Regions from separate parts of the Homo sapiens genome. Here region 2 is linked to region 1. A link is an interaction called in ENCODE POLR2A ChIA-PET data of the cell type or tissue named here. Cell type or tissue: IMR-90. All regions are shown on one strand. Links, peaks and the distances in the headings refer to the core of each region. The heading gives the core; the rest is flanking DNA.

Region 1 (15,326 bases), core at 4,650-7,149:
GGCTCCACCTCCAACACTGGGGATTACAATTTGACATGAGACTTGCCTGTGGATATGGATGCAGAGTCAAACCATATCATTCCACCCCTGGCCATTCCCAAATCTCATGTCCTTCTCATATTGCAAAATATAATCATGCCTTCCCAACAGTCCCCTAATTTTAACTCATTTCAGCATTAACTCAAAAGTCCAAAGTTTCATCTGAGACAAGGCAAGTCCCTTCTGCCTATGAAACTGTAAAATAAAAAACAAGTTAGTTACCTTCAAGATACAATGCAGATATAGGTATTGGGTAAATACTCCCATTCCAAAAGGGATAAATCAGTCAAAAGAAAGGGGCTACAGGCACCAGGCAAGCCCAAAACGCAACAGGGCAGTCATTAAATCTTAAAGCTCCAAAATAATCTCTTTTGACTCCATGTCTCACATGAAGAGCACAGTGGTACAAGGGGTGGGCTGCTAAAGCCTTGACAGCTATGCCCAAGGCTTTGTGCCCTACTCCTCAGTACCACTTTTCTATATTAGTCCATTTTCACGTTTTTATAAAGTAATACCTGAGCCAGTGGCTCATGCCTGTGATGCCAGTACTTTGAGAGGCCGAGGTGGGTGGATCACCCAAGGTCAGGACTTCGAGACCAGCCTGGCCAACATGGTGAAGACCCGTCTCTACTTAAAATAGAAAGTTCAGCCCCCATGGCTGCACTCACGAGTTGGCATTGGGTGCCTTGTTTTTCCAGGTGCACAGTGCAAGCTGCTGGTGGATCCACCATTCTGTGGTCTGGAGGATGGCAGTCCACTTCTCACAGCTCCGTGAGGCAGTGCCCCAATGGGAACTCTGTGTGTGAGGTCCAACACCACATTTTCCCTCCACACTTCCCTAGCAGAGGTTCTCTATGAGGGGTCCACCCCTGCAGCAAGCTTCTGCCTGGACATGCAGGCTTTTCCATACATCCTCTGGAATCTAGGCAGAGGCTCCCAAGCCTCAACTCTTGCATTCTGTATACCTGCAGGCTTAACACCATGTGGAATCCACCAAGACTTACGGCTTGCACCCTCTGAAGCAGCAGTGTGAGCTTAACCTGGTTCCCTGTTAGCCACTGTGGGAGCCGGAGCAGCCAGGATGCAGGAAGCAGTGTCCCGAGGCTGTGAGGCTGCTCAGGGCAGCAGGGCACTGGACCTGGCCCATGGAAACCATTCTTCCTTCCTAGGCCTCTGGGACTGTGATGGGAGGGGCTACAGTGAAGGTCTCTCTCGCTCTGTTACCCAGGCTGGAGTGCAGTGGCACAATCCCAGCTCACTGCAACCTCCGTCTCCCAGGTTCAAGCAATTCTCTTGCCTCAGCCTCCTAAGTAGCTTGGGACTACAGGCATGTGCCACCACACCCAGCTAATTTTTTGTATTTTTAGTAGAGACGGGGTTTCACCATGCTGGCCAGACCGGTCTCAAACTCCTGACCATGTGATCTGCCCACCTCAGCCTCCCAAAGTGCTGGGATTACAGGTGTGAGTCACTGTGCCCGGCCTTGGCTTCTTTTTACTTATGTAAATTTCTGCAGCTGGCTTGAATTCTTCCCCTGAAAATGGGCTTTTCTTTTCTACCACATGGCTCAGAGGCAAATTTTTCAAACTTTTATGCTCTGCCTTGCTTTGAAATGTAACTTTGAGTTTATGTCATTTCTTTGCTTATGCACATGAGCATAGGTTGTTAGAAGCAGCCAGGCCATATCTTGAACACTTTGCTTCTTAGGAATTTCTTCTGTCTGATACTCTAAGTCATCACTCTCAAGTTCAATGTTCCACAGATCCCTAGACGGGGGCACAATCCAACCAAGCTCTTTGCCACGGTGTAACAAAAGTGACCTTTGCCCCAGTTCCCAATAAGTTCCTCATCTCCATCTGAGAACTCATGAACTCATCAGCTTGGCCATCTCTGTTCATATCACCATCAGCATTTTGGTCACAATCATTCAACAAGTCTCTAGTAAGTTCCAAACTTTCCCTCACCTCCCTGTCTTCTTCTGAGCCCTCCACACTCTTCCAACCTCTTCCCATTACCCAGTCCCAAAGCCATTTCCACATTTTTAGTTATCTTTATAGCAATGCCCTACTCCTCAGTACCACTTTTCTGTATTAGTCCATTCTCACATTGCTATAAGGAAATCCTTGAGCTGGGCCAGGCATGGTGGCTCACGCCTGTAATCCCAGCACTTTGGGAGGCTGAGGCGGGTGGATCATGAGGTCAAGAGATCGAGACCATCCTGGTCAACATGGTGAAACCCCATCTTTACTAAAAATACAAAAATTAGCTGGACATGGTGGCATGCACCTGTAGTCCTAACTACCTGGGAGGCTGAGGCAGGAGAATCACTTGAACCCGGGAGGTGGAGGCTCCAGTGAGTTGAGATGGCACCACTGCACTCCAGCCTGGTAACAAAGTGAGGCTTTAAAAAAAAAATACTTGAGCTGGGCACAGTGGCTCATGCCTGTAATCCCAGCACTTTGAGAGGCTAAGGTGGGTGGATCACCTGAGGTCAAGAGTTCAAGACCAGCCTGGCCAACATGGCAAAACCCCGTCTCTACTAAAAATACAAAAATTAGCTGGGCATGATGGTGCATGCCTGTAATCCTAGCTACTTGGGAGGTTGAGGTAGGAGAATCACTTGAACCTGGGAGGCAGATGTTGGAGTGAGCCATGATCACACCATTGCACTCCAGCCTGGATGACAAGAGTGAAACTATGCCTAAAAAAAAAAGAAAAAAAAAAAAAGCCGGGTGTGGTGGCTCACGCCTGTAATCCCAGCACTTTGGGAGGCCAAGGTGGGTGGATCACCTGAGGTCAGGACTTCAAGACTAGCCTGGCCAACATGGTAAAACCCCATCTCTACTAAAAATACAAAAATTAGCTGGGTGTGGTGGCAGGCACCTGTAATCCTAGCTACTTGGGAGACTGAGGCAGGAGAATCACTTGAACCTGGGAGGGGTAGGTTGCAGTGAGCTGAGATTGCGCCACTGCATTCCAGCCTGGGGGACAAGAGTGAGACTCCGTCTCAAAAAAAAAAAAAAAAAAGAAAAAAAAAAGAAATACCTGAGACTGGTTAATTTGTAATGAAAAGAGGTTTAATTGGCTCATGGTCCCACAGGCTATACAGGAAGCAATGAAGCATCTCCTTCTGGGGAGGCCTCAAGAAACTTACAATCATGGTGCCAGAGGGCAAAGTGGGAGCAGGCATCTTACATGGCAGGTGCAGGACCAAGAGCGAGAGAGGGGAGGTGCCACACACTTTTAAACAGCCAGATCTCACGAGAACTCTATCATGAGAACAGCACCAAAGGGATGGTGCTAACCATTCAAGAAGGACCATCTCAGTGATCCAATCACCTCCCACCAGGCTCCATCTCCAACACTGGGGATTAAAATTTGACATGAAATGTGGGCAGGGACACAGATCCAAACTATAGCACATGGTGACTGTGGTAGCTCTGACAGTGGAGGCAGGGAGCTCCCCTGTGCTGGTAATGTGGTTTTAATACACTGACAGTGGTTACTTAGTCAAGCTCTAGAGAACAGTCTTGGAAGCAGCTTCCTCTTTAACGACAAGGACAAAATTCTCAGCAGTGGCCACAAGAACATTGGCAATAGTAGCTGTTCTGCCATTTTCAGTGGTCTCTCCAGCACCACTGCAAACTAAATAGAAAACAAATGCAAATTTTATGTCTTTTTATGAAAATGTAGCTCCTGGTCTTGCTTGGAAACACATCAGTTCTGTAAAATAGAGCACTTTTTTATACCCTAATTTTCTCAAGAAATGATGTCATTTGTTTCTCAAATATTTAATATTTCTGTAACTACATGGTAAATCAAGATTGCTTTTCAATTCTTTGTGGTTTTTTTTTTGTTTGTTTGTTTTTTTTTTTTTTTTTTTTTTTTTTTTTTGAGACGGAGTCTCACTGTTTCCCAGGCTGGAGTGCAGTGGTGTGATCTCGGCTCACTGCAAGCTCCGCCTTCTGGTTCACGCCATTCTCCTGCCTCATCCTCCCGAGTAGCTGGGACTACAGGCGCCCCCCACCACGCCCAGCTAATTTTTTGTATTTTTTAGTAGAGACGGGGTTTCACCGTGTTAGCCAGGATGGTCTCAATCTCCTGACCTTGTGATCCACCCGCCTCCGCCTCCCAAAGTGCTGGGATTACAGGCATGAGCCACTGCACCCAGCTGCTTTTCAATTCTTCTGGTATTTTCAGCTTGGTGGTATGTAGTAGCTAGGTGATGACATTAGATAACATTGTTTTTAGAAAGGGAAATTTAAAATAATGTGTCTAGTTGGGACTCTACAGAGAAAAGAAGACAGTAAGTAATTAGCCAATTTATAACTAGGAACAAAAGATATAGCTCCAACCTTTACTTTTGAACAAAACAATGAAATAATATAAAAATAGAACAGTACTTTTTAGGTAATATAAGTGAGTTGAAACCTCGGCCAGGCATGGTGGCTCACTCCTGTAATCCCAGCACTTTGGGAGGCCGAGGTGGGTGGATCACCTGAGGTCAGGAGTTCGAGACCAGCCTGACCAACATGATGCAACCCCATCTCTACTGAAAATAAAAAAAAATTAGCTTGGCGTGGTGGTGCATGCCTGTAATCCCAGCTACTCAGGAGGCTGAGGCAGGAGAATCGTTTGAACCCGGGAGGCAGAGGTTGCAGTGAGCCAAGACCTCACCATTGCACTCTAGCCTGGGCAATAAGAGCAAAAGACTCCATCTCAAAAAACAGCAACAATGAAAAACCCTCATAAGAACATTGTATACGCTGTATAGCGTTTTTGGCCTTAACTATCTCTGCACATGGTAGAGTTTAAAGCTTCTTAAATTACACAATTTGCAGAATGCCACATAGTCTGACTTCCTTTACTGCATCGGTCATAGGGGACTGCTATGGTAGATCCTTTTCTTCTGCCTGTCTGGGAGATTCCTACCATTGCAAGCACTTCCTATGAGGTCAGAAATGACAAATGTATAGCAGACATGTCTATGCCCAGAGGACCACCACTCATCCATTCCAGCACTCTTTTTTTTTTCTTTTGAGACAGAGTTTCGCTCTTGTCATCCATGCTGGAGTACAGTGGCGTGACCTCTGCTCACTGCAACCTCCGCCTCCCAGGTTTAAGCAATTCTCCTGCCTCAGCCTCCCAAGTAGCTGGGATTACAGGCACCTGCCACCATGCCAGCTAATTTTTGTATTTTTAGTAAGGATGGGATTTCACCATGTTGGCCAGGCTGGTCTGGAACTCCTGACGTCAGGTGATCCAGCCGCCTCAGCCACCCAAAGTGCTGGGATTACAGGCATGGGCCACGGCTCCTGGCCCCAGCAATCTTTACCACTGAGCCCATGCATGGCCTCAGAATCCTTATCAGCTCACCATTCTAGGGCCCACTACCAATCGGTTGGAATTAACAGGAGATGAACTGTATTTGGTATTTTTGGATTAGGGAATTAAAACAGGGGCATTAGCTCTAAAGCCTATAGGGAAGTGAGGCTGTAATCCCAGCACTTAGGGAGGCTAAGGTGGGAGGATTGCTAGAGCCTGGGAGTTCAAAACCAGCCTGGGCAAGAGAGAGAACCCATTTCTACAAAAAATAAAAATTTAGCCAGGCATGTTGATGTGTCCTTGTAGTCCCAGCCAGTTGGAAGGCTGAGGCCATAGGATCACTTGAGCCCAAGAGGTTGAGGCTGCAGTGAGCTGTGATTGTGCCACTGCACTCCAGCCTGGGTGGCAAAGAAAGACCCTGTCTCAAATGAATAAATAAATAAAGTGAAATGAATGTATGTTACCTAGCAAAGAAGAAATTGACTTGCCAAGAATAAGACCTTTTTTGTTTTAATTTTTAATATCAGCTTAATATCTGGGCCTGAAGAATCAGGAGAGAGAGTTTGAGCATGAGGAAGCTAAGAATGGTAATGACCAGGTCTGCAGTTTGAGGAGCAGGACCAGGGAGGCAGCACAGAGAAGAGTAGATGAGAGAAAAAGCCAAATTTGGCTTGTTTTGCAATTCCCTGGGATCATGTTACTCCAGCTTGGTCTCTTTCCTAGTGCGGGCTACTAACAGTGACTCACCTGCCAGTTCCTGCATTACCTGGACTTTTTGGAAGTCTTCCACCAAATACTGGTTAGAGCAGCCCAGCCCCATCCACCTTGTGACAACTGACATCATGCTCGAAGCAAATCTGAGTAAATAGTAAATCCCTGTGCTGATCATTTCTAGTGAAAACGGAAAAAAAGCTTTTCTTTTCTTTCTTTTTTTTTTTTTTTGAGACGGAGGCTCGCTCTTTTGCCCAGGCTGGAGTGCAGTGGAGCGATCTTGGCTCACTGCAAGCTCCGCCTCCCGGGTTCACGCCATTCTCCTGCCTCAGCCTCCCGAGTAGGTGGGACTACAGGCGCCCGCACGGAGCCTGGCTAATTTTTTGTATTTTTTGTATTTTTTTTTTTTTTTTTTTTTTTAGTAGAGACGGGGTTTCACCGTGTTAGCCAGGATGGTCGCGATCTCCTGACCTCGTGATCCCCCCGCCTCGGCCTCCCAAAGTGCTGGGATTACAGGTGTGAGCCACCGCTCCTGGCAAGGAAATAAAGCTCTTAGTGACCTCGGAGACTATGAGATTTGTGGCTTTACAATGAATGGCCTGAGGTCACATGTGTAGCCAGCCAAATCTAGGAACTTCCACTTAAGGTTATCTGATAAAGTCACTTAATGGTGGGGATAATTTTATTGGCCCATTTAATGAAATGACAAAGACCATAATACAGCATTGCAAATTGCCACTTTCTCCTTTACTACCTGTGTGACCTTGGACAAGTCTTGCTATTTTTCTATTTCCTTATCTGTAAGGTAGTGTAATTCCTTTTTTTTTTTAAAAAAAGAAAAATGACAGCAAAATTTATTGAATGTATACTGTGCGGAAGACATTGAAGGTTGGTCCTGGGGAGTAATCAAGGATGGAATAAGGATAGACAGCACCTTGGAGGACCTTATCACACAGAATAGAGACAAGGAGAACAATAAGAACAACACAAAAGGGCTGGGCGTGGTGGCTCACGTCTGTAATCTCAGCACTTTGGGAGGCTGAGGTAGGTGGGTCACCCACCTCACCCACCTTTTTGTTTATGTTAATGGAAAAATAAAAGGCTTCCATATACTTTACTCTCTTGTGCATTATTTATGGAAGAAAAAAACACAGTGAGCAGGTAAATAGTTTGAAATTGATATATATAAGGATGTAGTATATGCTTTAGTATTGTTAACAGCTCAACCACAACACATTACCAATGGGAAAGGCAAAACTTGCTCCTATATAAGCCAGAAGCTTTGGAGCTAGTTATGGTACAAAACCCAAGTTTGCCATCTTCAAATCACACTCTGTTCATTAGAACAAAGATGCCAATGTGCAACCTTAACGTTCTGTTACTTTCGAAAACATTTACTCTTCTTTTGACTCTGAGCTGAAAGAAGCACAGAAGAGTTTTATAGCAACAAGCTAAAAATAAACTAATCTTCTGTAGTCCTCCCCCTTTTAGCAGTAGGAGTCTAACCCAATTAACAAAGTGATTTAAATGAAAATAAAATTGTGATCAGTTTTGGTTACTTTCTCCTCCTCCCTGCTGTTGAATCCCACTGTAATTAGCATTTTAATTTTTTAGTATCTAACTTTAGTCAAGAAGATGAAATTGAGAATGTATCCTGTGTAATTTTTGAGAATTTTTATTTTGTTCTCTACTAATACACTCTCCAGTCTGATGAACTTCCATATTTCCACAATTTTATACATACTTTTTCTCTAGAACATGAGGAATAACTCCAAGAGAAAGGACCAATTAGCAAGGAATTCACTATCTACATCTCTTCTTTTTAAAAAATTATTATTTGTGTTTTTTTTGTTTGAGATGAGTCTCCGTCACCCAGGCTGGAGTGCAGTGGTGTGGTCTCGGCTCACTGCAACCTCTGCCTCCCGGGTTCAAATGATTCACCCACCTTATCCTCCCAAGTAGCTGGGACTACAGGTGTGTGCCACCACACCCAGCTAACTTTTGTATTTTTAGTACAGATGGGATTTTGCCATGTTGTCTAGGCTGGTCTCAAACTCCTGACCTCAAGTGATCTGCCTGCCTCAGCCTCCCAAAGTGCTGGGATTATAGGCATGAGCCATCGTGCCTGGCCTGCATCTTTTCTTATTTGCCTCAAACATAGAGCAAATTACCATACTTGAAATATATATGTTTAGCCTCAATTCGTCTTGGATATACTGATGACAAAGTCAAATAGAAATGGAAAGAAATTATGTGGCTGATATTTTATTTGCATTGTTTTCCTAAATTAATTATTTTATTTTTGAGACAGGTCCTGCTCTGTCACTTGGGCTGGAGTGCAGTGGTGTGATCATGGCTCACGGCAGTCTCAACCTCCCAGGCTCAAGCAATCTTCCCACCTCAGCCTCCTGAGAAGCTGAGACTATAGGCTTGTGCTATCAGCTAAGAGTATAGGTGTGTACATCCAGCTAATCTTTTAATTAAAACATTTTTTTAAATTTTATTTTATTTTTTTGATACAACACTTGAACAAACTTGACCAGCTAATTTTTGATTTTTTTTTTTTTTTGTAGAGATAGAGGTCTTCCTATGTTGCCCAGGCTGGTCACAAACTCCTGGGCTCAAGGGATCCTCCTACCTAGGCCTCCTAAAGTGCTGGGATTACAGGCCTGAGCCACTGTGACTGGCCTAATTAAGAATCTTAAATGCACAATGTAGCCTAATTGTGGTTGTATCATCATTTATATTGAATTAAAAGAATAATTTTTCCTGAAGCACATAGAAACTTAAATAGCAGGGCTGAGCCAAAGCCGAGAACCAGTGATTTCTGACTAGAAGGAGCACCCTTTGCCCTACTACTTGCGCCATCACATATTAATAACATTGCTTGTCCAGTGTTCCGCATCCACAAGCCTGCAGACTTCCTCCCCAATTCCTACTGAAGCAATGCGTTTTATTTCCATAAGACAACTTACTTTCCCTTCTCATTTGCAGGAATAGATTGGTTTGTTCTTTCATCCTCAGAGCTACAGAATATTGACATGAATTTTAATATATATAATAAATAGATGAACACTGTGTTCTTGTCTCAGTAAGGTGTTTCATTTCTTTTTATCTTTAAAGTATTTAATAGACATCTCTAAGACAGATATTCTCCTTATTGTCTTGGATATATATGGCTAGATCCTTTTGCCTTAGCTTGAAGCTTTTTTCCTTCTTCCTCTCCTTTTCAAGTCCTTCTCTTCTCTACCTCTCTACCCTCTCTCTCCCTCCTCACTTCCTTTCCTTTTCCTCCCTTCCCTTTCCTATCTTTCTTTTTTTCCCCCTTTGTGGGATTAATATCACTTGACATAAATCAAGTAACAAAAAAATTAGAAATCTTGGACGGATGCGATGGCTCACGCCTGTAATCCCAGCACTTTGGGAGGCCAAGCTGGGTGGATCACTTGAGGTCAGGGGTTTGAGACCCGCTTGGCCCACATGGCGAACCCTGTCTCCACTAAAAATACAAAAAATTAGCCAAGTGTGGTGGCACATGTCTGTAATACCAGCTACTTGGGAGGCTGAGGCAGGAGAATCACTTGAATGTGGGAGGTGGAGTCTGCAGTGAGCTGAGATCGAGCACCGCACTCCAGCCTGGGTAACAGAGCGAGACTCTGTCTCAATAAAAAGAAAAAAATTAGAAATCTAATAAGGGTCTCAGATGCCTAAATATTTTCCCCTAAAAATGTGACTAACCCTGATGGCTTTCAAGCTCAAGAATTCATTTCAAACTAAATTATTTAATTATTTGGTATAAAAGACAAAGGCAACAGCAAGAGTTTATTTACCAAATGTCAGAAGAACAAATCAGTGGGTGAGATGCTCTCTCTGTCTGTCTCTCTCATATACACACACACTCACACACACACTCATAGCCCACTTGATAAATTGTTGGCAATTTTGTGGTGAATACTCTAGGGCATGCTATTTAAAACAGACCTTATTTAAAGCTTTTTTACTTGAAGTGGGTCATTCTATACTTTCTAACATTCGGATACAATATTCCCTACAAAATGTATATAACTTTTAAGGTTGGAAATCAAGTTCACCTCAGTAAACAATGTGTTAACCAGTTTCTTATTGCAAATCTCTTAAAACATTTATAAAAGTGAAGGAAATAAATTTTTATTGAAGTTTGCTTCTGTGTCAGATGCCATTCTTTGAGTTTAGGTCCTGAAGATAGACTGCCTAGGTGGAAATCTGGGCCCTGCCACTCTCTACCCGCATGACCTGGGCAAGTGACTTAATTATGCTGTGTCTTAGTTTTGTCATCTGTTTGTAAAAAATGGGACCAATAACTCAGTTTATATGTAGAATATATGACTCAGCTTATATAAACTAAGACTCAGTTTATATGTAGTTGTGAGGATTTATTAGATAATACAATAAAATATTTGGCACACTACCTGATTTCTTTTTTTGTTGTTGTTTTTTGAGACAGAGTTTTGCTCTTTTTTTTTTTTTTGAGACAGAGTCTCGCTCTGTCACCCAGGCTGGAGTGCAGTGGTGAGATATCTCGGCTCACTGCAAGCTCTGCCTCCCGGGTTCATGCCATTCTGCCTCAGCCTCCTGAGTAGCTGGGACTACAGGTGCCTGCCATTGCGCCCGGCTAATTTTTTTTTTGTACTTTTAGTAGAGACGGGGTTTCACCGTGTTAGCCAGGATAGTCTCGATCTCCTGACCTTGTGATCCACCCGCCTCGGCCTCCCAAAGTGCTGGGATTACAGGCGTGAGCCAACGCGCCTGGCCGAGTTTCGCTCTTGTTGCCCCGGCTGGAGTGCAATTGCACTATCTTGGCTCACCGCAACCTCTGCCTCCTGGGTTCAAGTGATTCTCCTGCCTCAGCCTCCCGAGTAGCTGGGATTACAGGCATGCGCCACCACACCCGGCTAATTTTGTATTTTTAGTAGAGATGGGGTTTCTCCATGTTGGTCAGGCTGGTCTCGAACTCCTGACCTCAGGTGATCCGCCTGCCTCAGCCTCCCAAAGTGCTGGGATTACAGGCGTGAGCCACCACGTCCGGCCTACACTGCCTGGTTCTTAATGAATAAATGTCAGCTCTGATTGTTGTAGATATCTTTTTTTTTTTTGAGACAGAGTCTCACTCTGCTGCCCAGGCTGGAGTGCCGTGGCGAAATCTCGGCTCACTGCAACCTCCGTCTCCCAGGTTCAAGCAATCCTCCCACCTCAGCCTCCCTAGTAGCTGGGACTACAGGCTTGTACCACCACACCCAGCTAATTTTTGTATTTTTAATAGAGACAGAGTTTCACCACGTTGGCCAGACTGATCTCAAACTCCTGACCTCAAATGATCCGCCTACCTTGGCCTCCCAAAGTGCTGGGATTATAGGCATGAGCCACCACACCCGGCCCCTGTTGTTGATATCGTTGCTTACCTTCAGGACTTATTATTTTTCTCTTTAAGGAAGGCACTATTGCATCTATTTACCTGCTGAGTAAATTTAACCAGAAAAGTTCAGTAACTAACCGCCAAGCCACAGAGCTCTTCACCAGCAGAAAAGCCCTAGTATTTGAACTTTCTTTTTCTTTTTTGTTTTTCGTTTTTAGAGATAGGATTTTACTGCGTTGCTCAAGCTGTCTCCAACTCCTGAGCTCAAGCAATCCTCCTGCCTCAGCCTCCCAGGTAGCTGGGACCACAGAGATGCACCATTTGTCTAGCTCTTAAGCCCATGTACCACACTATACTGAGTTCTCTGTCTGCATACAGATTATAAGTCATTATAGGATATTTTAACATACAGGACAAATCAAAAAATTTGAATTTATTGGGTATTCCAACAACCAATTAATTCTAGTAACAGAAATATTTGTAGCCACTCTAAATTTTTATTTTATGAGAAAGAAGCAGATAATTAAAAATCAAATTGTAAGGAAATTTAGCTAAAGAAGAAGGAAGAGAAGCAGGAGAAACAGAAGGAGGGGAGGGAGGATGAAAAATACACACACACCGTAAGGTGTATTTCAAATGTGGGGCAGGTTGACATCACTCTTAACTCAATTACGTCATTCAGAATTGCTTTAGGGGCATCGCAACGTAGTTTGAAGTACACAGACTTTGGAATCGAGTAGAGTGCAGCTATCTGGATTCCAGCATCGCTGAGTTAGGGAGCTCTAAGCCACAGTTTTCTTATGGACAATTGTATCTACTTCATAGGTTTGTTAAGAAGAGTAAATGGGACTGTTTTTGAAATGCCGGGAATGATGCTTAGGACGGATATGGTGCTGAGTGAACAAAGCATAATCAGCTTTTATAGTAGTTTTTTTGAAGTTGTATAAGGTTAAAATGGGCCTTAATAACGTTAAAGAATGCTCAATAATAGTGTAATTATAACACTGTGGAATTTTAGAGATGCATGGCCTTCTAACTCAATCACTTCATCTTATATCTGAAGAAACTGAGACTCAAAAAGACTAAGTGAATTGCCCCAAATCACACAGCTAATTATAATCAGGTTGGGACTAGAACCTGGCCTCTTAATTAATGCTTCTCTTAATTTTAAAAAAGTTATGAGTGAACGATCATGCCACTTGAGCAATAAATTATGAAATATGAATGTCAGTGAACAGAATTTAGAGTTCTAATCAAATAACACATAATAAAGTTAGACATACATTTAATGATAGCTGTAATTATTATTGTACTGCATGATAACAAGGCATAAATGATAAGTAGTTCATATTAACAAGTGTCATTGTAATTATTTTGTGCAACCAAACCAAGAAAAGGAAAAATAAAATTAAGAAGAGCAGGAAACTACTCTGAGGGCCTCTTCAAAGGCTCTGGCATCTGTTACCCAGGGGGCCTAGGTAGCTGTGTTTTTCTGGCAAAAGATAAAGGGCTTAGAAGTGGTTTTGCTATTTTTTGTTGTTATTATTTTTTTTTTTTAGAGACAGACACTGTTAACTGAAAAGCAGACACTTAAGAAAAGCACTCATTCGTTTACTTAGAGACAGGGTCCCACTTTGGTGCCCAGGCTAGAGTGCAGTAGTGTGATCATTGCTCACTGCAGCTTCCAATTCCTGGCCTCAAGGGATCCTCTCATGCTTTGGCCACCCAAAGCACTGGGATTACAGATGTGAGCCACCACAGGTGGCCTGAGAAGTGGTTTTGGAGGGAGGAGGGACAAGGGGTTATTAACACTCACCTCCTCCCCTACTAATGGAGGAATCAGCCGGTATTCTCCTCTTTCTCCATCAACTTCTTGCTTGGATCTGGAAATGTAAACTACCAGAATCCAATCCTTAACAGTCAATGCCAGAGGTAACTCCCCGAACATGTTGATAGAATAACTTTGCTTTTCGCGTATTTGACATGATCATTATATTCTTTTTATAAAGATTAGAGAATTTTTAATTGATACATATTAGATGCACATATTTTCGGGATACACGTGATAATTTGATACATTCCTATAATCATATCAGGGTAATTGGGATATCCATCACCTTAAATATATCTCTTTTCTTTATGCTAGGAACATTCTAATTATTCTCTTCTAGCTAGCTGAAATGTACAATTGATTAATGTTAACTATAGTCACCCTGTTGATTATCATTGTGTTCTTATTCCCAATACTTTGTGGTCATTGCATTGATACCGAAGTCCTCAAAGAACACCTGGGTCATCATGCAGCATCCCCTACCCCAGCCAAGTGGGGACACTTGGCTGCATAATACCCTCTGTGGTCTTTAGAGAGTATCCCAGTTTTCCAATTCCTCCTTCTTTTGCTGCCAACAGGAGAGGGTGAGAACTCCCTTTTTCTACACTCGCAGGGAGACCAGATCAAAGATGTGATTGAGGGAAAGGTTCTTGGCTCAAAGATATTCTTCCCACATGCATGACTGTACATAGCCATGGAATTGTTGGTTTGGGGTCCATTTCTAAGATCGTCATATACCCAGAGAAAGGGTGGGTCTCAGCCCTCACCTTCTTTAAGACATGGCAGGAAAGGAGTTCCTCAGAGCAACAGCATCTTGAGGAGGAACTCCGTATTTTGGCATGCATTTCATGATAACATCATACTATACTAATGCCATTATTGATATCTAAACCAATACCAATGCCAATACTTACAGCAATACTGTGTGTGTGTGTGTGTGTGTGTGTGTGTGTGTGTGTGTGTGTATTCTTTTTTGTTGGAGATGGGATCTCACTCTGTCTCCCAGGCAGAGTGCAGTGGCGTAATCATAGCTCACTGCAGCCTTGAACTCCTGGGCTCAAGTGATCCTCCTGCCTCAGCCTTCCTAATAGCTAGGACTATAGGCATGCACCATCACACTCAGTTAATTGTTTTATTTTTCTGTAGAGATGAGGTCTTGCTATGTTGTCCAGGTTAGTCTCAAGCTCCTGGACTCAAGCAGTCCTCCTCACTTGGCCTCCCAAAGTGCAGCAGTACTATATTAATGCTAATACCAACATAAATTCTAATATCATTAAATGCTAATACTAATACTTCTACTGTTTCTGATACTAATTACCATTTATTGAGTATTAAGTATATGCCAGACAGTATGCCAAGAACTTTATAGGTAACATTACATTTAATTCTCACAAGAATCATTTGATGATAAATTATAAAGTGCTTAATGTATATCAATAAGTGTTCTAGGTGCTTTACAGTTATTTACTTAATTCTCAGTACAACCATAAGAGACAGGTATAATTGTTATTCCCATGGATGAGGAAATTGAAGATCAGAGTGGCTAAGTAACTTGCCCATGCTCACACAGTTAAACATGTGGCAGAGCAAAGATTTAAAATAGGTTTCTCTGACTCTAAATCTGGTATTATGTGGTGTATTTGTGTGTTCAAAATTTCAGCCGGGCATAGTGGCTCATGCCTGTAATCCCAGCACTTTGGGAGGCTGAGACAGGAGGGTCTCTTGAGCCCAGGAGTTTGAGACCAGCTGGGCAACATAGCCAGACCCATCTCTATTAAAAGTAAAAAATTAGCTGGGTGTGATGGTGCACACCTGTACTCCTAGCTTCTCGGGAGGCTGAGGTAGGAGAATAGCTTGAGCCCAGGAGTTCAAGTTTACAGTGAACTATGACTGTGCCACTGCACTCCAGCCTGGGTGACAGAGCAAGATCCTGTCTCTTAAAAAAAAAAAAAAATTGGCTGGGAGCAGTGGCTCACACCTGTAATCCCAGCACTTTGGGAGGCCAAGGTGGGTGGATCACTTGAGGCC
Region 2 (15,326 bases), core at 5,020-7,519, 670 kb after region 1:
GGTGTTTGCGATATGGGCCACTTGCCATATCCATTCCCTTTTATCTTCTACATGAAAGCAAAATTGCTTTTATTTCCACATGATTTCCAGCTTAGTAAAGAAGACACAATGAGGAGGTAGGACTGAATTACTACAAAGTCCTCACCCACCCTGTAAGGACTGGAATGTAAGGACATGAGTGAGAAATAAGCCTTTATTATTAAACCACTAGGATACTAGGATGTAGGCTGTTTGTTTTAGATGCTAGTGTTGTTTTGTTTTGTTTTGTTTTTTGAGACAAGGTCGTTCTCTGTTGTTCAGGCTGGACTGCAGTGGTGTGATCTCGGCTCACTGCAACCTCCGCCTCCTGGGTTCAAGCGATTCTCCTGCCTCAGCCTTCCAAGTAGCTGGGATTACAGGTGCCTGCCACCACGCCCAGCTCATTTTTGTATTTTTAGTAGACACAGGGTTTCACCATGTTGGCCAGGCTGCTTTCGAACTCCTGACCTCAAGTGGTCTGCCCACCCTGGCCTCCCAAAGTGTTGGGATTACAGGCGTGAGCCACGGCGCCCAGCTCAGGTGCTAGTATTACTATTTACCTAATAAATACAAACCAAGATCGATTTAACTCACTAGTTTACACTAAGCAAAACCCAAAGGAGACTGGGATGGCTACCAGAATGACAGCTTATTGATTGAATTTGACAAATGTATCTGTCATTCAGACCAGAAATTCTCATACTGACATGCTCCAAGCCTTCTCTGGTTGTTGTCAGACTGCTCGGGAGCCAAACAATCCAAAGCCACTTTGTGCACTGGCCATGAGCAATCACTGCTCAAGGACTGGAAACACGTAGAATCCATGCACTTATCGTATTCTTGTTCAGTGGGAGATCCAGATGGGAATGAGAGGTTGTCTGAGAAACATGGAAGCAGGATAAGGGGAGTTATATAAAACCAGAGATTAAGGACCAAGAGCCAGGGGACCCTGAATCATCTGTCTCTTGAGATTACTTTCCAATGTGACTAAAAAGATTGGATGCCTGATAACTTAGGTTCCCTATCAGACAATTCCTCAATAGGTCCAGCAACTCCTATTTCCTCCTCTTCATGCTGTCACAGATGCTGCTTTTCTACCTCACCCACATTGGAAGGACATATTCTCTCTCTAGCTGCGTTCATACATGTAATCAGGGAACCACTCTGTCTCCTCCCACTATGTGCTCATTTTATAGTCCTCTATATTGTGGTTGGGGTAGGGCAATTGGAGAGACCTTCCTAAGGCTTCCAAGGAGGGCTGACACCTGGCATCATCTCAGTGCTGGAATCTAGAGAGGAAATAAAGTAGGCACTGGCCTTTCAGAGACTGACAGCTCCACAGGGGACACAGATAAGCCCATGAATACCAGGTTACAATGCAGTGTAAAGGTAACCATAGAACCAGGTACAAAAAAAAAAGCTACAGCACAGAGAAAAGTGTGGTTAATACTTCTTGAGTGATAGGCATAGGAGGAAATGAGGGAAGGCTTCCTGTAGGAGGTGATAATTGAGCTGGAACATTGATGGAGGTGTTCCAGAAAGGGGAAATATCATAGCAAGGGAACAAGGCACACAATGGCTTGGGGTGTCCAGGAAACTAGCAGAAGTTAATTATTTGGTGGGGTGCAGGTGGCTAGTATATGAGGATGAAGTCAGGCAAGCCTGGGGAGGTAGGCAGAGGTCTTTCTCCATGAGGTGCCTTTTACTGAAGCATAGCTGTGTATTAGTTTGCTAGGACTGTTGTAACAAGGCGTACCACAAGCTGAGTGGCTTAAACAACGGCATTTGTAGTCCCACAGTTCTAGAGGCTAAAAGTCCAAGGTCAAGGTGTTAGCAGGGTTGGTTCCTTCTGAGGCTGTGAGAGGAGACTCTGTCCAATGCCTTTCCTTAGCTTTGGTGGTTTGCTGGCAACCTTTGGCATTCCTTGATTTGTGGAAGCATCGTCCCAGTCTCTACCTTAATCTTCATCTTCTATTCTCCCTGTGCGCATGTCTGTGTCCGGATTTTCCCCTTTTCATGAGGACATCAGCCGTATTGGATTACAGCCCTGACTAATGATCTTACTTTAACTTGATGACCCCTATAAAGACCCTATCTCCAGATAAGGTCACATTCTGAGGTACCACATGTTGGGACTCCAACAGAGACATTTTGTTAAGATGCAACTCAATCCGTAATGATCAGCATTTAAAGGAAAGCTAAAGAAAGAACAAAAGAAGGTTCAACCAGAAAAATAGGAAGAGAATGCAGTGTCTGAGAAGAGTGGGACCAGGCGCTGGTCAACAATGCTGATTGCATCTTAAGGCCTAATAATTGGATAAACAAATTCCACCTCTGCCTCTTGCACTTCTTTCTCTGTGCCTCATTTTTCCCTTGTTTGCAAGATAGGGGTAATAAGACTTCCTGTGGGGTGGCTGTGAAGATTAAATGTGATTATGTATATAGACCTTAGCACGTAGTAGGCACGCAAAACACAGTAGCATAAAAACTGGATTGTCACACACCAGTAACATCTTCCATATGCACATGCCAAAAGGGTTCTAGACTGGCATCAATTGCTCCTTAAATATACAACATCATTAAAAGCTGACACCTTGGGAGCCTGCTCCTGCCTCCCACCATGTGTAGAACTTGTGAAATTCCATATTTGCTTCATGTGACCAATAACCTACAGAAATATACAAGTACAAAGCATGTGAATTATGGCTGTGAAACAGGATTTGAAAACATTCCCCTCTTGTACACTTTGGAAATTAAACGTCTGACACCTCATGAATCTTTTTCTCCAGGTTGTTTTGTTTGGGTTTAATGTGGTAACTGATCTGCCCAGGAGAGCAAAATAAAAGCTTGCCTTTCCCTGCACATCTAGCTGGTAGGATATCCAAGAGGCAAGTTCCTACCCCTTCAACCATTCCTACCATAAAAGAAATGTCAAGCTCCTTCCTTCTGCATAGTGACTGATTTTTTCACAGAGGCAGGTAAGGGTAGTTTAGATGCCTTGGAAATGCATTTTCACATTCATGGCACACTCAAGTGAGCACCCACATTGCAGCTCACAGTATTAAACCAACTCAGTGCCTCGGGTCCAGTCTGTATCTTTTAAGCTTTACCAGCTTCCAGGCCCTTTCACTGCTGACATTGTGCTGGTGTGGTGAAGAAACCCTGGGGGTGGACACAGTGAATCATGCCTGTAATCCCAACATTTTGGGACACTAAGGTGGAAGTATCACTTGAGCTCAGGAGTTTGAGACCAGCCTGGACAACATAGCCAGACCTTGTGTCTATAAAAAATTTAAAAAACAAACAAACTGTGTTTTGCACACACCTGTAGTCCCAGCTACTCAGAAGGCTAAGGTGTGAGCATCACCTGAGCCCAGGAGCTCAAGGCTGCAGGGAGCCATGATTACACCACTGCACTCCAGCCTGGGCGACAGAGCGAGACCCTGTATCAAAACAAATTTTTTTCAAGATGCCCTCTTCCCTCAGATAAAATCCATTTCAGTAATATTTCTGAAAGACACTAATATCCTGAAACATGTCCATTGTCTAAACATTTGTGAGATATAGTACCCAATGTCAATTTTTTATTTTTGCTTTCAAAGCAGCTTTACTATATTTTCTGTCAATCCTAATTCTTTCTTTCCTGTAAGATTAGAATCACCCTTTTGCTTTGCTTAACCTCAACTACTCCAAGCTGTAGTTGGAGCTATGTAAGCAGTATGTTTGGAACAAAGGGCAAATTCCCAGGCACTGCCAATCATCCCCAGTTACTCACATCCCTGCTGCTAGCTTTAACATGCTGGAGAAAACCAAGAAGCATGTGGAAAACCCTCTATGCTGGCTTCTTCAGCTGTCAGCTTTTTCTGAATAATGGGACATGCATCAATCAATGTTTGTTTGTTTCTTCCATCTCTTGCTCTTCCTAGCCCCACTCGTCCTTAGGCCCTTCCCCCACTTACCTGGATTCCTGCAATAGCTTCTGAATGGGCTCCCCTTCCTCATGTCAGTATCTTTGTTGACTTAAACTTTCACAACCCGCCTTGACCTTGGGCTTTTGGATTTTCATTGTTCTACCTCCAGAATAAAGTTTAAACATCCTTACATGTCATTCAAAGACCTCAAATATATGCCTAAGCTATACCCCCAAGCTCTTGTTCCTTGAGATCCTTCCATATGCCATTAGCTGTAGCCTGGTGCAGCTGCTTCCTCACAGGCACTGGTACCACAGTGTGTGCTTTGATCATTCTCTGCCCTCAGTGAGGAAGGCAGGACCCCATCTCACTCAGGGCTCAGCTTCACCCTTCTGAGAAACCTTTGCTGACACCTCTATTCATTAAATTCCTTTCCTAGGGCTCCTATCACTTTCTACTTTATATCTTATTTATGTGTGTATCTGCTCAGCTCCCTCCTGGATTGCAAACTCCTTGAGTATAGAGATGTATCTGATTCATACCCCCAGAGCAAAGTGTCTTATGCACACAGCAAGCACTGAATACATGTTTTGAGAGTGACCGAATGCCAGGCTAATGGATGAAGGGAAAACCTCAAAAATCTTCACTATGCATCATCAGCCCAGGTACAATCTTCAACCATGCTTTTATAAGCAACACTTCCTGCAGATCTGCCAGGTAAATGTACCCACCTGAGACAGCTCTCTCTTGCTTTCTCTCATACATTCTTAGCATAGTCCTCATGGTAATAGTGCCTTGCTCTGAAAGAAAGACTGCGTGGGGTGGAGAAAAGGAGGTGAGTTATGTTTTTCCATCTGACTTGTCCTGCTGTTGCTTCAAGTTCATTATTTGCATTTTTATCTTGGTTTTGATAAACTAAGGTGCTTGTCAGCTGTCTTGTTTCCTGGAAGCTCTGCCGAAGTGCATATAAAAGTGGCTCATAGCTCTTGGTGTTCTAGGCCCCAGAAATCTATCCTTACTTGGGACCCTGTGGTTTTTCCCACAGAAGGCAGGAGGGCTCAATTCAGTTTGTATTCCCTGCTGTGAACAACCAGGTTTCTAGGGCTAGAGCTAGCTATGAAGAGCAGCAAACTGAAGCAAGCTGACTGTGGTGTTATGTATCTGTATGTGTGTGTTTGCACATGTGTGTGCACAGGTGTGCATGTATGAATGTAGAGATGTGGAGTGAATGGAAGAAGTACTAGTCAAGGGTGAGCAAGATACTGGTTGCTAATTTAACCGATACGAGTGAGAAAGGATAAAGTACTGTCTACTGATACCAAAGGAAAGGTCTGGGGTCTAGATAGCTTCAATAAGCCCACAAACATTAATCCTAAAGTCAAAGCAAATGAAGCATAACCTTCAGCCACAACATCCCCAGACTGCATATTCAACTTAGTGACTTACTTCCCTTTTAATGTTTATTTTAGCCTTTTCTATTCCTTATTACCTTCTGTCACTTGAATTAATGGTCTTGGAGAAAGAAGAAGGAAGATATGCAATATGATTTATGTATTCTTTTCTATCCTCTCCTTATTCTCTTTCTACATACCTCCCAATATTTAGGCCTGTTCTGCCTGGAAGAAGTTCAAGATGTTCTCTTTGGTTCAGGCTCCATGTATTGTTTTTGCCTGTCTGAGAATCTCTTTGAAAGTGCTGAATTAATGAGTCATTGTTTACTCACAAGCTTATTACAGTGTTCAGAATTTCTTTCATAGAGAAAATGCAAGCTGAGTAAAATCTAGGTCTGGGGCCCCCAGGCCTTCTGATTTTCCCATTGCAATGCGGCTGCTTAAACTTCTGGTTTGTCTGCTGGTGGTTGTTATGTACCTGGATTTGAATGCTCTCTCTCTGCCATTCTCCCACCTCAAGACGCCCAGTGTCCTAAGACTGCCTCAGGCCCCATGGCATGGCATGACCTCCTGGTAGCATCACCCAAGAATTTATCCTGGGAGTGCCCCATACCTTATACCTATTTTCTCACAATCACAATGTTCTTGAATATAGTTCCATCCCCTTTAAGTTGATTGAATAGGTAGTTTGGTCAACTCATTCAAAATCTTGTTCTAATGACCAATAATAGTTCAAGGACTTCTCTTTCACCTTAAATATGTATTTAAAATAGGGGTCATCACTTGGTTTAACTCTAAGAAGAATGGAGTAGTATGATATATTCTATCTGAACAAATTGTGTGTGTGTACCTGTGTGTGTGCATGTGTGTGTGTGAGAGAGAGACAAAGACACACACACACACACACAGATTCAGGAAGAAAGAGTGAAAACAGGGGCTTTTGCATACTTTAAATTGCACCATGTTCGCCATCATGCCACTTAACTTTAGAATCTATCATGGGAAGGAACTAGGTATATGTAATTTTTACCTGATTGGTACAGAGCCCCAAGAAGTGAAAATCATGGAAAAATGAGAAACAGTGGGAGATGCTTGTAGCTGACTGGCAGTGTGGGGACCTCACTGCCTGCTCCCACACCAGGTGCCTCCAGCCATACACCTGCTGGTGCTGTGACCCTCGGAGCTGGGGCAGGAGCAGACATGGGATTTGTAAATCTGCTAAACACTTATTTCCTTGCTACTCAGTAGCACACGTGTCCTCTACATCATGTGAAAAAATTGTTCTCCAAACTTTAGCAGAGTTGCATAAGATTTCATCATATACGTTCATCTAAATTTTGAATATACCACTGCCTTCTATATGGAAGTCACTGGCTCCTTAGCAAAGTTCCCTGTAAAGCTTATAAATGATAAATACTAACTTTATTTCATTTTAAATGGTGTGGAGCAAATTTTTTGGTTTGCCGGTTTGTTCATGATATTTTATAATTCAAGTCCTGAGAAATGTCTCTAAGGCCAATGAGAAGCAATGATGGAGGTATGAGTGTGAGTGTGGCATTCTGTTCAGGTTATTTACAGAAACAGAGTTTTGTGCCTTTAAAAACATGGTAGCTAAAACTAAGTTAATGGTGTTAGGTTCAAATTGGAAGGCTGGAATTCAAAGTGCCTGCAGGAAAAACTGAGCTTGTCACTGGTATGTCTTCAATCTTAAGCACCTGGATCCCCAAACTTTAAAATATAAGAGTAGAGCAATGCAAAGAAATTCTATCCTGTTTGGTATCATTTTTCACCAAAACAATTCTAATGATGGTAACAACCATGTAAAAAGTCGTTGAGAAATATTTTTTTCTAAAAATAACAATGCCATGTATCATGCAATTGATTTACTGTTTTGAAGTTATTTCACAGCAAATGTCTTATTTTTGTCCTCACAAAGCTTCTAAGACAAATTTTCTTATCCTCATTTGACATCTGGGAAACAGATACTATGTAATAAAGAAACAGCTAGAATCCAGATTTTTTTGATTCCCATTTTGTATTATTTTTAGTAGTTCACAAAAGAAAGAGAAAAGAAACACTAATGACTGAGAAAGTCCTAGCGGACGTCGACATTTCCTAAGTGTGTGGATATGATATTGTTGGTAGCAGTTTACAGATGCCCCTCAACCTACCATGGTTTGATGAAAATGCTTTTAGTACATCCAACCTACCTACATTCTAGCTTACACTGTAGAACATTTTAGCTTAAGTGTGTTCAGAAGACTTAAATTAGCCCAGAGTAGGGCAAAATTATTGAACACAAAGCCTATTTTATAATAAAATGTCAAATATCTCATGTAAGAGTTTTGTACGACATATTGCTAGCCCAGGAAAAGATCGAAATTCAAAACATGGTTTCTACTGAATGTGTATCATTTTTCACATTATAATCAAGTAAGAAATTCATAAGTCAAACCATCATAAGTTGGGGACCATCTGTATAACTTAGAAGTTCAAGTTTGGATTTTTTTTTCTCCAATTTTCTGGCCAAAGTTTTGGTCTTATATAATGATAAATAACTTTTAACAATTCCTTTAATAAAGCAGCAAGTGAAATTATTATGATAAACTTTTACATAAATACCTACCTATACTTGGGAACTTGCTAAGATAACACTAATTTATTATCAATCAAAGCTTTAGTTTAGCAACCAACTTTTCAGATTTCTGAGTTATCTCAGGGTTCTGATACTTGAGGTGCCTGAGCTTTCAGATTCTTAAGATAATCAAGGTGTTAGATTTACAGGGTAGTTAGCTCGGAAATACTACATTCATGAGGTTTTTTTCTTCTGCTTTTTTTGTTTATTTGAATTTTCCCGTTTTTCGTGATGAGAATATATTGTACTTTTATAACAGAAGAATGTTTCTAAGATACCATTTTCTATAAGTAAAATTTTAAAAAGGAAAAAGGAAGGAAGCAGGGAAGGCAGAAGAAAGGCAGGTGAATAGAAAGAAAAAAAGAGAAAGAAAAAGCGGAAAAAGAAGAGAAACAGAAAACAAGACAAGACTCTAGCCCAGGCAGTGAGAAGTTCATAGTTAGGCTGCTGTAATGATCGTGCTAAGGCCACAGAACCAGACCACAGCCTTGTTTGTGAGAGATGTTTCCATAAAGGAACATGTGCTCCTGCTGTCCAGTCATCCTGGGAAGAGGCTAATTCTGGCTCTGAAAATGAAGCGGCCTCCATTTAGGGGTTGAGTCAGGCCTATACTCTAAGGTACAGAAATGCCTAGAGAGTTCTGATGAGTGTGAGCTGAGTTAGCCCTAATCACTGGCAGAATGCTGTGAGTTTGGGTCTGTAGACCCTTAGTAAGAGCTTCAGAGTGGAACCTGCAGAAGCCCCTCACTGGGCTAGGTGAAGTTAGATTAGCTGCAGACTGGTGTCCCTGAAGAGCGGTGATGTTGTGAGGATGGTAGGCACAGGGGCACAGTGAGGTGCAAGGTAAGAAGCCAGCCAGCTTAGAGAAACGGGGGTTGTGGGGCATTCCTGAGACAGCAGGAGTCCTACCTGGGAGACTGCAGCCAGGAGACCCCTGGGGGCCAGCTAGTTCCTGGGAATCAAGCTGGTGGGAGTGGGGGTGGGGGCTCACATCATCACAAGTTAGATATCAAAGGCAAGCATAACATTCTCTCATGGCTCAGACTTGTCAGGTCTGGGACATAAATGGTGAGGACTGGGCAAAAAGACTGGATGGAAGGAAATGCATCAAAATGTGCAATGGAAATACATAGAAATTGTTGAATTATGAGTGATTTCTTTCTTTGTTTTCTGTAATTTCCAAGTCATATACAGTTTCTTTCACAATTAAAAATGTCAGCATGTTATAAATGTTATTGTTTTGTGTTTAGTCTCAGCCCTGAGGCACTGTTCAAAGTGTTCTTGCAACCTCTCCTAGTATTTCAGCAGACGGAATTATTCCTTTGCCTGCTCTCAGGTGCCTGCCTCTAAGGTGACACCCTGTTGGCTCCAGGTCCTTCTTTCTTTTTCTTTTTTTTTTTTTTGGAGACAGAGTTTTGCTTTATCACCCAGGCTGGAGTGCAGTGGCACAATCTTGGCTCACTGCAACCTCCACCTCCCGGGCTCAAGCAATTCTCCTGCCTCAGCCTCCTAAGTAGCTGGGATTACAGATGCATGCCACCATGCCTAGCTAATTTTTTTAATTTTTAGTAGAGACGGGATTTCACCATGTTGGCCAGGCTGGTCTTGAACTCCCAACCTCATGATCCGCCTGCCTTGGCTACCCAAAGTGCTGGGATTACAGGTGTGAGTCACCGCGCCCGGCCTCCTGGTCCTTCTTTCTACACAGAAGAACAAAGGAGACTAAATTGTATCATGTCTGTATACTTCAAAGGGGCAAAGCTGATCACTCTTTTGTAAAACAATCAGGAAGTAAGTGTTGACAGTACCCTTCAAAGGATCTACCAACATCTTACCTGGCATAGCATATTTTAATGACTTGATAAATATTTGTTGAATAAATAATATAATCAATATATTCTCTAATTGCATGCTAAGTATTACATAAAATGTAAATATTGATTCAGCATTAGCTCTGCCACTCATAATATTTTTCAGGACTGTAGACTGAGGTTTACCTAAAAGCTTTCTGAGGGGCATAATACTATATTATAGAGTTATGCTGTTTAGTATGGTAACATGTGACTACTGAGGACTTCAAATGTAGGTAGAATGCATTAAGATGTGCTGTGGGTGTACAACACACACTGAATTTTGAATCATCTCAATATATTTTTAAAAATTTGTATTACATGTTGAAATAATAGTACTTTGGATATATTGCATTTAGACTTATTAAAATGAATTTTACTGTTTTTTTTTTTACTTTTAAAATTATGGTTACCAGAAAACTTTAAGTTGCATACGTGGTTTGTACTATTTTCCAATTGGATAGTGCTATTATAGCGTAAACATTTTTGATGGGAGATTTCTAACACATAGTTTTAACTTGACCTTATTGTAGTGCTGAAAATTTCCTTCCTCATCCTTCTGCTGTAAGTTACATTGTAAATCCTCATTTCTTCTCCTAGTAATGCAATGATTATTTGACAGGAAGAAGATAATAAGATCAGGTAGCAGTATGAAAGCAAAGCCAGATATATGCATTGCAGAACATAGGATAGGTTTGAAGTTCAGGGACTACAAGTAATAGGTTTGAAGTTCAGGGACTAAAAGTAAGAGTTACTTAGAAAAACTGACTGGAAGGCAGTGAGCCCATGGAAGCAGAGACCACAGAATATATGAACTGTCATGAACCTCTGAATATATGGCCATTAGGGAGGGATTGTTGTTCAGGAAGATTATTGTGTGTTGGTGCAACAAAGTATTGTATTTTCAGGTATGATTAATCATTTGGTATCTAAAAATCCTACAGATCTCTTTTCAAGCAAAATGGACTATCTGTACTGGAGATACTTTTCAGAAATCCTAATCTTAGCTTTCTATTAAAACATTGATTAAGATGAATGACATATTTGTGGATAGCCAAAGCAAATGCTAACCATCTATCTGATAATATTCTGGGTAATAACTGTAATATATTTGGATTATATAAGTCCAGTGCCTCATCAAAATGTTCTAATGTAACCACAATTATATGCCACGATCTCAATTGTTTTTAATCAAGAATTGGCATAAGAAATGGCCATGAGAAATACATGTGAAATATTTTAGAAAACATATTTTCCATTGGATTTCTCTAAGTCTCTATGATTAAATTCCATATAAGTAATTTGTCCTTGATTTTATAACCTGTAAAAAAAAAAGTTATTCTCTCCTTAAAAACTAATATCTTTCCTTCTGCTAGACAGAAATATCCCATGACACTGTCTTTTGCCTTGGGTAATCATAAGCTCAGAATTAATTTAGTGCTTAATTGTGGTAATTATCTAATTTCTGATTTTTGATAAAATTATCTTTCTCTAGCTTCTCCTCATTCTTTTTATTAGAAATACCCTGGATACATAATGATAGAGGTAGTTCTTAGTGGGCTGGATCTCATGTTCATTTGCCCTGGCATGTGGAATAACCACCACCTACCTTCAACCCCCAATCCAACCACACATGATCCTAGGGAAAGCTTTAACTCTGTCCTCAGCTGAAGTTCAGATTGATTTTTCTGATGGAGTATGTTGGGGGCATCAGAAACGAGACTGAATAGAGATATAACATATTAAGAGATGCCTGCATATATTCCAGCCTTAATTCAAGGGAAAGAAAAAAATAGCCTGAATATTTTTGCTTCTGTAATGAACAGAAGCACTAAAAGAAGAAGAAAGAATTGCTTCTCTTTTTGGGCTGGTGATAGAAATAAGGAAGAATTACAGAATGAGAAAAGTGATCATTATAAAACTTTAACATTAAAAGCCCTGTATAATAAAGTTGTGTCCTGGTACTTCATACAAAAATCCTTACTAGTCTACAAGACCCTGTGTGATCAGTTTCCTCCTGCCTTCTCCAGCATTATCCTGCCACTCCTCTGCTCACACACTGCTGCAGATGGACTGACTTTCATTCTTGGTCTCATGGAGCTTACATGCTAGTAGATGAATGAATTGGTCAATCTGTCAACCTCTGTGTACATTGCCTATATCACAACTTTCTCCTTACCCTAAAAGTCCCACTTTTGAATTGTAATCAGTTGGAGGACTTTGAACCTCAAGAAGCAGAATAAAGAGAAAAAATCCTCAAGTCCTTTGATAGAAGCTAGCATAAGCTTGTCAGGGCTAAGCTTCTTGTCACTGTGTGTGTATTGGGGGGAGGTGCTAGGGCCCCATTCCATCACACTATCTTCTTGGAGTAACTTGACAGAGATGTTGCACTAGATGATTAATTAATTGATAATTAACAGTTTTGGGGTGGCTTCATTGTGCCATGAGGTTGGGGGCTGAGAGTATGACTGAGATCAGTCCCCTCCCTGAACTTACTATCTAGTGGGGAATATGGACAGGCACAGCAGCAACTGTAATCGAATGTGATGGGCATTCAGGGGCAATGGGAGCACCTGGTGGGGGTCTGGCAGGACTTGATTCATTGGCAGAGGGAGTAGGGAAGCTTCCTGGAGAAAGAAACATCTACATTGAAACTTGAATGATGACTGGGAGTTATCCAGGAAAAAAGGCTGGGAGGTGTGTTCTAGACAGGGATGCAGCAACACAATAGCACCAAAATGAGAGAGTTATTCAAAACCTGCATGTAGTCAAGGTGACTAGAACAAAGGGAGTAAGGAGAGAAAGTAGCATGAGACGGGATGCAGATCATAAAGGACTTATAAGCCATGTTGTAGTGCACAAAGTTCACTGACATATTTTCAAAAGCAAGAGCACAATACCTTCAGTTGGGTGCCCTACTACCCCCCAAAACCCTATAAACCAGCAACAATGTCATTGTCCTTAGGTCAAGACAGAGATATCACACAGAATCTATCCCTTTATTCATATATTATCCTACTTAATTTATATTTTACCCAACTTTTGATTCATATATATATATATATATATATATATATTTATTTATCTGGGTAGAATGTACATATTTTTCAGTCATCCCGAGATTTAAACCATTTCATTTCTATCATATGCTTAATTCTCCTTTTTTTCTGAGAAACTCTTTTAAAACCCGTGTGCCATGGAATATTAGTTCTAAGAGAGGTTATTACCAAAAAGGGAGGAGGGGGAATCCTGGGTCAAATGTATCTACTTCTTGGAGAATAACAACACACATCAGGCTCTGGGAAATCTTGCAGAAAATAAATGTATTTTAATTATTTGGACTACTGTTTCTTAAGTGTATTTTACTATAGAATTTATCCACATAACCTTGTTGTTGTCTTATGTTGTACATCATGCGGTCCATCTATCAGTGTCCCTAGAACAGTAAGAGTACTGTTGAGTGATGCCCTCTGGCATCTCTCCCTTCACTTCTCTGCCATTGTCTTCTTTTGGTCCATTATGTTGTGCATGATTCCTGAAATCTCGTTTTCCTTCCTTGGTCTCTGCTCTCCAATTGAAAGTACATCATGCTACAGGGGTAACTATTTGTTAAGATATAGTTTATTTGAGTACCTTGCTTATCAGAGAGGATGGTCGTAGGGCAGGGTGGTGGGGCAAACATTTCATTTGGCAGAAATCAAAGGAAGCAGATATTTGGAAAGGAGAGAGTAGAAGGTATGTTCAGAAGGCAATATGTAGACAATCTGGCTGGATATACGAAATAAGGCAAACAGGTAGCCCATCCTATCTGTGTACCTTAGGCATTTTCTAATGTGTTGGGAAATGATACTTTCATTTCTCCCACCAGAACATTAAAACTTGAAGCCTGAAAAGAGTTCTGTAACGATGGCCCTAAACATTTTCTAAAGGGAGAGAAGGAGCTGTTCATTCGCTGCCACGCTGCTATCACAGAGAGGCCTGCTGCATTTGCGTTGTTTGCCAAGAATGAGAGGCTGGCTCCAGGATCCCACTTCTAACTTGGCCAGCGTGCACTCTTTTCTCTTACTATGAATACTCACTTGAGAACCTTGCAGCTATTTTAGGTACTTTGTATAAGGTGGCCTTCTTGGATGACACTGGGGCTTCTTGTATTGTTGAAATTAGCTGGTGGTGGCAACTTTCAGGATGAAAAGTCTGCTAGTAATTAAATTCCGATGAATAGTTAAGAATAGAAGTATCCCAGGAGAGCAAAGCTCTGCAGAGGGTAACTGTGCACTGGCATTGCAAATGTGACCTGTCACACATTGGTTTCGCAGGCACTTTCAGTCTCCATGACTGCCACGGAGCACAAATGCATTGGCATCGCGGGATAATATCAGTGTTGTTGAACGTTGTAGAAAGTAATGGCCTCCCATTAGCAGAGAAATCCTTAGGCAATCGAAAATCGTTTATCAACACACACATCGAAGCCAATAGGAGACATTTATTTCCAAGGTGGGAAATGTTTATTCTGTGTCATTCTCCCCAGACAAAGCCCTTACTTGCCTAATACTTAATGACAAATGATGCAGCTGCTCTTCCTCTATTGGACACATGTACAAAACAGGAAGAGAGGAGCAGTTGCTACATATGCCATACATAATCCCTATCCCAATTGGCTCAGAGCACGCCTTTCTTTTTTATGTGTCATAGACGACATGGGAAAGTAATTTTAAAAATGAATCCCTGCACTGCTATAAATAAGTTCAGTTGTCTCCAGAGGCCAAGTGTAGGTTTCAATGAAAAAAAAAAAAAAAAAAAAAAACTATCACCACTTTATATGTGTGTTAGTAAAAGGGATGGCATTTGAATATGATTGCTGAGAGATTTGGAATTCCAGAAAAGTGAGGCATTTCTGAGTAATACATGAATAAGAGGTAAAGAACCTACCAGCTCGTTACTTAATGCTCTTTAATAATACCACAATATGGAAGATTCACATTCTCTATTTCCCATTATCTGGATGACTTGGATAATTCAAATAAGATCCACAGACTGGGAAACCAGTGAGGACTAAACAAGTTGTCATTGTCCTTCCCACGTGGGCCCTCGATATGCCCCTAGGTTCCAGCCAACGTTCTAATGGCTTTCTCACTGTGAATGAATATTTCTTCGTTGCCATTATTTCTGGCTTTCCTAAGGTGGGGCACATACATTAAAAAAAAAAAAAAAAAAAAAAAACCTATAACTCATGTAACAGGTTTTTATTAAATCAGCCCCGTTACATTGTAGTTTCAACAACTGGTTTCCTATCTTGTGTGTCTGTGCTGGGGTTCCTGTGTTGGTTTGCTGGCCATTAGTGAATTCTTTGGGACTGGGATTCATTTTTGCCCTCCTGCTCGTTTTAGAGATAGGTAAGCTCCATACCACTCCCAAACCCAAATCCTGATACACAACCTCCTGCTGAATCTCTTGACACTGACTATTAGAACTTCTTTCTGTGGTCTAATACTTTGGGTCTCCTCTTACTTTCTCTTCCAAC

The links. ChIA-PET counts read pairs that join two places held together with the same protein. Peaks named below come from ENCODE experiments on the same cell type or tissue, not always from the same donor. Only the 100,000 strongest peaks of a DNase experiment are listed, where the experiment ranks them.
Region 2: POLR2A ChIA-PET joins it to region 1 with 17 read pairs; 2 of 35 experiments call an interaction of 5 or more read pairs at or near these places.

What each region holds. Positions count from the first base shown.
Region 1 is chr12:68,575,768-68,591,093 of GRCh38, reverse strand. No RefSeq gene overlaps it. Among named protein-coding and RNA genes, the nearest start is that of RAP1B, 27 kb to the left of the region's middle. RefSeq lists an enhancer at 3,187-3,236. In IMR-90, for the core only: no CTCF peak of the experiment used is centred there; a DNase peak (open chromatin) is centred at 6,083.
Region 2 is chr12:67,909,939-67,925,264 of GRCh38, reverse strand. No RefSeq gene overlaps it. Among named protein-coding and RNA genes, the nearest start is that of LINC01479, 12 kb to the left of the region's middle. RefSeq lists enhancers at 4,124-4,624, 4,625-5,125. In IMR-90, for the core only: no CTCF peak of the experiment used is centred there; no DNase peak of the experiment used is centred there.